Linked DNA regions of Homo sapiens: region 2 is linked to region 1. A link is a loop called in an ENCODE intact Hi-C map of the cell type or tissue named here. Cell type or tissue: ascending aorta. All regions are shown on one strand.

Evidence for each region. A loop is a pair of places that touch in the nucleus more often than their neighbours do. Peaks named below come from ENCODE experiments on the same cell type or tissue, not always from the same donor. Only the 100,000 strongest peaks of a DNase experiment are listed, where the experiment ranks them.
Region 2: a loop joins it to region 1, with 2.9 times the contacts of the local background. A loop is called at or near these places in 3 of 110 quality-filtered maps.

Annotation. Positions count from the first base shown.
Region 1 is chr19:40,400,729-40,405,728 of GRCh38, forward strand. It overlaps PRX (periaxin), which reads right to left. Exons shown (of 7, transcript NM_181882.3): 5 at 2,978-3,134. Among named protein-coding and RNA genes, the nearest start is that of PRX, 10 kb to the right of the region's middle. RefSeq lists silencers at 2,792-2,961, 3,872-3,921 and an enhancer at 3,002-3,221. In ascending aorta, no CTCF peak of the experiment used is centred here; DNase peaks (open chromatin) are centred at 2,913, 3,613 and 4,767; H3K4me3 peaks cover 1,454 bases; H3K27ac peaks cover 2,062 bases.
Region 2 is chr19:40,595,888-40,600,887 of GRCh38, forward strand. It overlaps a transcript of LTBP4 not described here. Among named protein-coding and RNA genes, the nearest start is that of LTBP4, 3.0 kb to the right of the region's middle. RefSeq lists a silencer at 1,016-1,310 and an enhancer at 2,725-2,784. In ascending aorta, a CTCF peak has its summit at 2,887 (motif pointing left); DNase peaks (open chromatin) are centred at 1,224, 2,874, 3,684 and 4,474; H3K4me3 peaks cover 4,081 bases; H3K27ac peaks cover 2,079 bases.

The DNA of each region.
Region 1 (5,000 bases):
ACCACACCCAGCCTCTCTGGCCTCTTAAAGACACACTACCCCAGACCTCAGGACTTGGACCTCCTCTCTGTCTACATGCTCAAGTCACCCCTTGGGAATTCTTGGGAAGTTCATCCAGATTGAGAAGTTAAAAGACCATAAATCTGCTAACAATTCCCAAGTATATCTCTCCAGTCCAGCACTCTCCCCTCCACCCTAGACTCACATCCAACATCTCCATCATATCTCCACCTGGGTGTCCCACACCACACCTCTCCTTTAACAGATCCAAACTGTACTCCTGGTCTTTCTTAGTACTAGCCTCAGTGTGCTCCTTTTGAGGGACCAGCAACTCCATCCTCAGGTCAAAAATCCCCAGATCCATCCTGGACAACCCTCTTTCCATCATACCCAATATCCAGTCCTCAAAGCTCCTCCTTCAAAATATATTCAGAATCCAAATATATATATACCTCCAAAACCCTTTGGTCCTGAGCATCCTCATCTCTTACCTGGATAATCACAGTAGCCAGTTTGTTGATCTCCCTGCTCCTAAACCTGCCTTCATATATTCTACTGTTTGTTGTTGTTGGCCTTGTTTTTGAAACAGAATCTTGCTCTGTTGCCCAAGCTGGAGTGCAGTGGTGTGATCATGGCTCATTGCAGCTTCAGTCTCCTGGGCTCAAGCGATCCTCCCGCCTTGGCTTCCCCGAGTGCTGGGATTACAGGTGTGAGCCACCCAATGCTTGGCCATACTCTACTGTTAATGCAGCAGTTCAGCACAGTCAATTCACGTTTCTCCCTGCTCACAGCCCTCACAGAATAAAAGCCAAAGTCTTATAAAGCCCTCTAAAAAGTGTCCTCCCCTTACCTCTCTGGCCTTCTCTCTTACTCTCCTCTTCACTAACTCAATTGCGTAGACACTGGCTTCCTCACTGTTTCTACCACAAGCTAGGCATGGTCCCACCTTGGGGCATTTTTGCTGTCTGTTCCCTCTTCCAGATGGCCTCATAGCTTGTTCCCTTACCTCCTTTAGCCTTTTCACCCTTTCCAGCCCACCCCTTTTTTTTTTTTTTTTTAGGCGGAGTTTTGCTCTTTCGCCCAGGCTGGAGTGAAGTGGCGCGAACTCGGCTTACTGCAACCTTAAGCAATTCTCCTGCCTCAGTCTCCTGAGTAGCTGGGATTATAGGCGCCTACCACCACACCCGGCTAATTTTTGAATTTTTAGTAGAGACAGAGTTTCGCCATATTGGCCAGGCTGGCCTCGAACTCCTGACCTCAGGTGATCAGCCCACCTCAGCCTCCCAAAGTGCTAGGATTATGCACCCAGCCAAGCCCACCCCCATTTAAAAATGCAGCTGTAGGCCGGCCTCGGTGGCTCACGCCTGTAATCCCAGCACTTTGGGAGGCCGAGGAGGGCGGATCACGAGGTCAGAAGATGGAGACCATCCTGGCTAACACGGTGAAACCCCGTCTCTACTAAAAATACAAAAAAAATTAGCCGGGCATGGTGGCGGGTGCCTGTAGTCCCAGTTACTAGGGAGGCTGAGGCAGGAGAATGGCGTGAACACGGGAGGCGGAGCTTGCAGTGAGCCGAGATCGTGCCACTGCACTCCAGCCTGGGAGACAGAGCAAGACTCCGTCTCAAAATAAATAAATAAATAAAATAAAATAAAATAATAAAAATGCAGCTGTAGCACATTGTCCTCCTGGCAACTGTAGCACTTACTGCTTTCTAATTTACTAGGTATTTTACTTAATTTGCTTAAATATGTCTCTCCCGGCTGGGCGCGGTGGCTCACACCTGTAATCCCAGCACTTTGGGAGGCCGAGGCGGGCAGATCACGAGGTCAGGAGATCGAGACCATCCTGGCTAACACGGTGAAACCTCGTCTCTACTAAAAATACAAAAAATTAGCCGGGCGTGGTTGTGGGCGCCTGTAGTCCCTCCCAGCTACTAGGGAGGCTGAGGCAGGAGAATGGTGTGAACCCGGGAGGCGGAGCTTGCAGTGAGCCGAGATTGCGCCACTGCACTCCAGCCTGGGCAACAGAGCGAGACTCCGTCTCAAAAAAAAAAAAAAATCTCTCCCCACTGGAATGTAAGCTCCATAAGTGCAGGGACTGTTGTTCAGTTTTGTTCACGGCTGAAGCCCAAGCAGCTAAGATAATGTCTGACATAGGGTGGGGCACGGTGGCTCACGCCTGTAATCCCAGCACTTTGGGAGACTGAGGCGGATGGATCACCTGAGGTCGGGAGTTCGATACCAGCCTGGCCAACATAGTGAAACCCCGTCTCTACTAAAAATACAAAAATTAGCCGGGCGTGGTGGAGGGGACCTGTAATCCCAGCTACTCAGGAGGCTGAGGCAGGAGAATCGCTTGAACCAGGGAGGCGGAGGTGGCAGTGAGCCGAGATCGTGCCATTGCACTCCAGCCTGGGCAACAAGAGAGAAACTCCGTATCAAAATACATAAATAAATAAAGTCTGAAATAGAAGGCACTAATAAATAGTTGTTGCATGAATAAATCACGTCAGCTTCATCCATATCCTAAAACATCCTTTACTCTTCCCAACCCCTCTAAGTGGCTCACTCCACCCTTTTCTCCTGCCCCAACAACAAAAACATTTACTAGCACTCACATAGTTAAGCACTATGTGCCACTTAGCTATGTGCTAAGTGTTTTCACATACTGACTCGTTAAATCCTCAATACATAATAACCCCATACTAGAATAAGTCCCATTTCAGAGATGAGAAAACTGAGGCACAGAAAGATCACAAGCTAGTAAACGGGGGATGTGAAATTCGCACCCAGACAGTGAACCTCCGGAATTTGCTGTGAACAGTCAGCAAAGCCCCGCCCCAAGCCCTTAACCCCTCCTGGTCGCCGGTCACGCCCCCATCCCCCGGTCAGTTTCAGCCTCTCTTTGGACCCAAGGCAGATTCCTAACCCCGCCCCCGCAGTTCGACCCCGCCCCACACCCCGGGCCCGCCCACCTTCCTGCAGGCTGAGGCTCCTGGCGGCGGGTGAGTCCTCGCGCAGCTCCCGAACGAAGATTCCCTCTTTGCCGCCGCCCGCTACGTTGATGCCGCTGACCCCGGTCTGCGCCTCCGTCTCCACGATAATTTCCACCAACTCCGCCCGCCTCAGCTCCTGCAGAGGGCGGCGAGGTGTCGCGTTGGGGCTCTAGGGCCGGACCTCGCCCAGAGCCCGCCATTGCGCTCAACAGTGGCTCATATACATATATATGTTTATATATATTTAGAGACGGGGGTGGGGGACGGTCTCGCCACACTGCCCAGGCTGGTCTCGAACTCCTCCTGGGCCCAAGGGATCCTCCCGCCTCGGCCTCCCAAAGTGCTGGGATTACAGGCGTGAGCCACCGCGCCCGGCCAAAAGCGGCTGTTCAGCGGGCCTTCAGGGCACACGCCCCTCGGCGCTGCCCTCGCAGGACGTCGGGGCACACCCACTCCGGCGTCTCCCCTTTAAGCAAGCCTGAGGGCAGCTGGCTTTCTAGGACCCGCGGAACGGTTAAACAGCTCCGCGGGCCGGCTGGCCTCTCCGAGGCCCTGGAGCGGCAGCCGAAAGGGGTTAGGGGAGGAGACGGGGTTGTAAGGGGAGGGACTGCGTCGGAGTGGGCTGGAGATAACTTGAGTTGTGATTGAGAGGCGGGACCAGGATCGTGGGGGCGTGGTCAGGTCGGGAGGGCGGGGCTGGGGGGGGTTGGTGCGGGTAGGAGGGGTAAGACAACACAGGCCTGAGAGGAAGAGCCAAATGGGGTATAGAAGGGTGCAAAAGATAGGAGAGGAATGTGGCCAGAGTTTATGGGAGGTTATTTGGAGCTGGGGCGGAGACCCTTATTATTTTTTTGTTGGGGGAGACAGGGTCTCTCACTCTGTCCCCAGGCTTGAGTGCAGTGGTGTGATCATGGCTCACTGCAGCCTCCACCTCCTTAAACTCAAGCAGACCTTCCGCTCCGGTCTCCCAAGTAGTTGGGAACATAGGCACGCGCCACCACGCCCAGCTAATTTTTAATTTTTTTTTTAAGAGACAGGGGTATCACTGTGTTGCCCAGGCTGGTCTCAAACTCCTGGCCTCAAGAGATCCTCCTGTCTCAGCCTCCCAAAGCACTGGGATTACAGGCATGAGCCACTGCATCTGGCCCGGAGACCCATATTCTACAAACTGAATTTAACTATGGGGGAGGGGCTTTAATTACAGCAGAACAAGAGAATAGTTGAGGATGGGATTCTGAGGAAGGGGCTGGCTGGACCTTCAAGCCCTCTGGGATTGGGGGGACAGGGAGTGGGATTTGCCTCCCTGCAGGCTTGAATGTGTGTGAGAATGTGCTCTATTGTAAATTCAATGACCCGAAGACCTGTGAAACGCCCACAGGAGAGGGAATCCAGTGAAGGGGGTCTGCGTGGGTAATGAATGGGACTGGGAGACATGGCATTCCCGGTATTTACTGTAAATGATGCAGATTGGACCTGGCCCAGAAGCCACTATGGGATTCACAATAGGGCTTCCCAGAAGAGGCAGTGACAAACCTGGATCCTGTCTAGGAATCCAATCTGCTGTGTGTCTTAGGAAGAATCTTGCCCTCTCTGGACCCACTTCCCTGCTGCAAAATAGGGTAACATAGGCATACTGGAAGGAGGTTGCAGTAGGGATCTGAGAGGACACTGTCATGGCCAACGCACTGGGGCCAGCACGGACTGGAATTGAGCCCAGGACTTGGAGGGAGAGCAGGTCTAGGCCAGATGCCCCACAGCAGTGGCCCCAAGGGACTAGGGGGCTGAGCAGGGCAGTCTGGGTAAGGAGAGTTGTGGCTGGGACTGTAGGGAACAGCATGACCACCAGTACCGCCCTTTGGCTCAGCAGGCCCTGGGCTCAGCATTTTATGTGCAGAATCTCTTTTTTTTTTTTTTTTTTTTTTTTTTTTTTGAGGCGGAGTCTCGCTCTGTCACCCAGGCTGGGAGTGCAGTGGCACAATCTTGGCTCACTGCAACCTCCACC
Region 2 (5,000 bases), 200 kb after region 1:
ACCCGGCTAATTTTTGGATTTTTTTTTTTTTTTTTTTTTTTTTTTTTTTTTGAGACAGAGTCTTGCTCTGTCGCCCAGGCTAGAGTGCAGTGGTGTGATCTTGGCTCACTGCAACCTCCACCTCCTGGGTTCAAACGATTCTCCTGCCTCAGCCTCCCGAGTCGCTGGGATTACAGGCGCCCACCACTGCACCCAGCTAATTTTTGTATTTTTTAGTAGAGATGGGGTTTCACCATCTTGGCCAGGCTGGTCTCGAACTCCTGACCTCATGATCCACCCGCCTCGGCCTCCCAAAGTGCTGGGATTACAGGCATGAGCCACCGCGCCCGGCCTAATTTTTGGATTTTTAATAGAGATGGGGTCCTATGTTGTACTATGTTGCTCAGGCTCACCTCAAACTCCTGGACTCAAGCGATCCACCTCGGCCTTCCAAAGTGCTGGGATTACAGGCCCGCGCCAGGGCACCTAGCCGGAACTGGGAACTCTCTAAGGAGAAAGTCTGCAATTCTGGGTGGTGGGAGGCTGCTCTTGGGAGCATTCAAAGACTCAGGCAAGGAAGGGGGTCTGATACCCTCTGGGGGCGGCGATAAGTGGGGTGCAGGAGGGGGCAGAGCCAGGAGCACCCTGGGAGCAGAGTTTGTGGATCAGGGGCAGAGCCTGGCTGGGTTCACTGAGGGACAGAGCTTCGGGGAGCAAGCTTTTGCAGATGGTGAGCCTGGAATCCCTGAAGCCCAGGGTCTTGAGAAGAGATCAATTCTTTGAGAAGATCCAATGTGAACTTGGGACCCTCAGAGGGGCAGGACCTGGGGGCTGGTGCAGGGTTGGTGCTCCATTTGCAGAATCCTCAGTCTCTCTCGTGGAAAGGGGTACCCGTGGGGGGCTTCCAGCTTCTACGCCAGCGAGGGAGCTAAATTCTGACCGAATTCTCCCAGAACTGGGAGCAGAGAGCTGAGGACTGCCAGATGGAGTCCAGCTTAGGGGACCCTGCCCCCAACCCCGCTCCCGTATCCCTCCCATTTTTAAGCACCCCTACGCCTGGGACCTCTGTTCCACGAGAAGGTTCACGGAGCCAGTATCCGAGTCCTAATTTCCCCCCACCGCGTGGGGAACTCGAGGTCCCCCGCGCCCCTAGTCCGGCACCTGTCCCTGCTGCCTCCTGATTGGCCGCGCGGCGAGCGCTGGCGGCGCCGGGCTGTGATTGGCGGGAAGTTCGCAGCCCGTGGCTGGACTGTGGAGAAAGTGAGTCGGCCTCGGGCGGGGGCGGGGGCGGGGGCAGGGGCGGGGCCGGGGCTAGCCTGACCCGCTGGACAGACCGCCCGCCCGGAGCGGGACTCGGCGCCCGACACGATGCCGAGGCCTGGCACCAGCGGCCGCCGCCCCCTCCTGCTGGTGCTGTTGCTGCCGCTCTTCGCAGCCGCCACCTCCGCCGCCAGCCCCAGCCCCAGCCCCAGCCAGGTCGTCGAGGTCCCGGGGGTCCCCAGCCGCCCGGCCAGGTAAGCCCCCTGCTTCCTTGTGCCCCTTCCACCCAATAAGTCTGGTGGTCCAGGAGGACCACGGCTTTCGGATTCAGGGGAAACTCGAACCCACTGCTTCGATGTGGAGATGCAAAGAGGGCCCTTGGATTTATTAGGCGCCCTCAATTTGTAGGGGTTAGATTCGGGGAGTACTGAGATTTTTAGGGGAAAGAGTCCCCTTTATTGTGGTGGAGAAGGCTAAGTCTCCAGAGAATCCTGGGGTTAGTTCGGGGAAAGGTCTCTAGTTTATTGGGGCAGGGGGTGGGGGGCTGAGCTCTCCTAGAATGATAGAGACGTGTGGGGTCTTCGAGCTAGGATGGAGCGCCCCAAGTTTCTTGGGCGCGTAAGGAGGAAAGGTGTTGGGGGATTCTGGAGGGACTTTATGAGGCCGCTGAGTTGTCCTGGTTTTCTAGGATTTGGGGGCTCTGTGTTCATGAAAAGCGACCTTTGGGTTTTTCGAATTGGTCAGGAAGACATAGACTCTTGCGTTGATGGTGGAGGGGCTTGTGGGGAGTGGGGTCGGGTGGGGGAGTCCTCAGGCTTCAGAACGGTTGGGGATGCTCAAGTTTCCTAGAATTAGAGGACTCTGGGATTGAATGAGGCTCCAGTGATTTCACCGCGAGAGATCCAGGATTCCCTATAGATCTGGGGGCTATAGGCGCCCTTCCTGTCTGCGGGTGACGGGACTGAAGGAAGCCGTCTGCCCAGCACCCCCACCCACCCTCCCCGCCTGGCGGCCCAGCGCTCCGTTACAAAGGCCCCGGGCTCCTCTCCCGCCTGGGTCTCTGCGAATGCGTTTAGTAACCCGAGCCGCGGCGGGGGCGGGGCCGGGAAGGGGTTAACCTGGAGAAAAGGCGGGAGGGATGACGGCAAGATCGGGGATCCCCGAGGCTCCCCACCAGATGGCCTCATCCTCCACTCGGCCCCACCCACCTGAGAGGGGCCCACGCGCTGGACACCCCCCTCTCTGCACCCCCCCACTGCTCTCCTCTCGGGGTCTGGGCGCGCGCCCTCGTCTCTAGACCCCCTTAGCCTGGGGATAATGGACTTGTCTGGGGGGCCCCTTCATTGCGACGCACTTGAACCGGAGCTGGAAGCTCCGCCACTGAGACCCTCTGGGCTGGGAGATGTCTGCAAGAACGGCACCTTTCTCCTGGTCAGGCGGGAAACTGAGGCCCAAAGACCAAGAAACGCTGGCTTCTGGACACACATCGTGGAAGGGCAAGAACGGGCTAGAACTCAGGCTCTGGGATTCTCAGTCCTGGACTGTGACTCCCGTTATCCCCCTCCACCTCAGCACCCTGCTGGACCCACAGTCAGAGGGAAGAGCCTTCCCTCCCCAGCTGCCGAGGCCTGTGAAAATGGCGCCACCTGTCGGCCAGGCTCAGGATGGCGTCTGAGTCCCGGACCGGGATGTGCGGGAGGGCGGGGTTCTAGATTCCCAGACAGTGCGGGCTTAGAAATGCTCTTAGAAATCGAGTCTTTTGTTTTTGTTTTTGTTTTTTAATCACTTTTAAAAGGCTTTAAAATAACGTATTTTTTCAATAAAATCGTACGCCAAAATCTCTTCATAAGACAAAAGTACGGTTTCTGTGCCCTTCAGCCCGAAGTCTAAGCCAATTTGCCTCCCATTGTACAGATGGAGAAACTGAGGCGTGGGGAGAAGAACCTCGTTAGTCATATACCTGTTTCAAGCCCCCTCAGGATGCGTCTTGGTTTCCCCTCCCCGATTGCCCTCCTTTGCAGAGTTCTGGGGTGCTAGGGGCCTGAGTGACTTCCACTCCACTATTTATAGCGTTGCTGTTTGTCGCTGCTGCCCGGGCCAGACGTCTAGGAGGAGCCGCTGCATCCGAGGTGGGTTCTGGAAGATGGAGTATGAGTAGGGGGCAAAAGGGAATAGGAGGAGAGGGGCAGGGAGCTCCCCATCCCTCCCCTCATCCCAGTGGGAGAGCTGGATGCATTTGGTAGAGAAGTACTTGGTCCCCTCCTTCCCCACTTAGTCCCTGGCTGTCTCCGAAGCCTTCTGCAGGGTCCGAAGCTGCCAGCCCAAAAAGTGTGCAGGCCCCCAGCGGTGCCTGAACCCAGTGCCTGCAGTGCCCAGTCCCAGCCCCAGCGTGAGGAAGAGACAGGTGTCCCTCAACTGGCAGCCACTGACGTGAGTGGGCAGTCCCTCCCCTACCAAATCCTCCCTCAGGAACTCCTAGCTTTGCCCCCGTTTCCGCTCCTCCTCCCTTCCCCTCTCCCTCTCTCTCCCCCCTCCCTCCCCGGCTCTTTCTTTTGCTATCAGCCTGTCTGTCCGTTTCTATTTCATCCCTTGCCTGCCTATCTCAGGCTCTTCCCATCTCTGCATTATTTCTGTCTCTTTCTGTTTCTTTCTAGTTACCTGTCTCTTTTCCTCTCTCTCTTTCTCCCTGTGTCTCACTGCCTGCCTCTATGTCTAAGTCTCTCTGCCCCTTCTCTCTTTCTCTCCCCCAACCCCCATCATCTCTCTTTCTCTCAGGGTCTTTGTTTCTCTCCCACTAGAGGCCTGGTCCCCATAAATAGGTGTTGTGGGGGGAGGGTTGGGCAGAGCCGCTACTGAAAGACATTTTCCTGGCATGGAGGCCCTTTGGTGGGGAGGTCAGTTTAACCCGGTGACAGCAGCTTTTCCGTCCTCTCCCACCCAGGCTCCAGGAGGCCAGAGCTCTACTGAAGCGGCGGCGGCCCCGGGGGCCAGGGGGCCGGGGACTACTGAGAAGGAGGCCCCCACAGCGTGCCCCCGCTGGCAAGGCCCCGGGTAAGCACATCCGCCTTTCCTCCGCCTGGGGCGAGGGGGGTTCCGGGCCAGATAAAGCCGTCTGGTTCCCACGGTCCAGCCGCCGCCTACCCGCCCCCCGTTGTAGCTCAGCACCCACCCCCAGGACGAGGCCCCCTCTAGGGACCCCAGCGTCCGGCCGTGCGAGGTGAGCCCGGGACAGGACCAGACACAGGCCAGAGGCACTGACCCGCGGGGGTGGGGCCGGGAAGCCAGGCGTCCGGGCTCCCCGCGGCCGAAGAGGGAGGGCGCTGGCCCGTTAGAAAGCTCCGCCGAACCAGCCCAGACAACAAAAGCGATTGTGCGGGTTGGCGCCTGCCTGGGCACCAAATGCTCAAGATTGTGGGGCGGCTGGGGGCCAAAGGCCTCCTCCTGTTTCCCGAATCTTCCCCCTGCCCTCCTCCCGCTCCAGCTCTTGACCCCTAGTCTAGAACACCCCTCATCTCAAACACCCTCAAAACCCTCCTCTTGCTGTAGCCTTCAGCCCAGATGTGACCCCTCCCCCTAAAGTCTTCCAGATGTGAGCCTCGGGCCAGATGTTAGTACCCCCGCCCACAGCCTCCCTTTATCCATTGTGACTTCTCCCGCCAGGTGTGGCGTTCTGGCCAGATGTGGCTACATCTTCACATGTATCCCCCCCACCTCCAGCCTCCTGCCCAGGATCTAGACGCCCAATTCCTTTATGTGCCCAG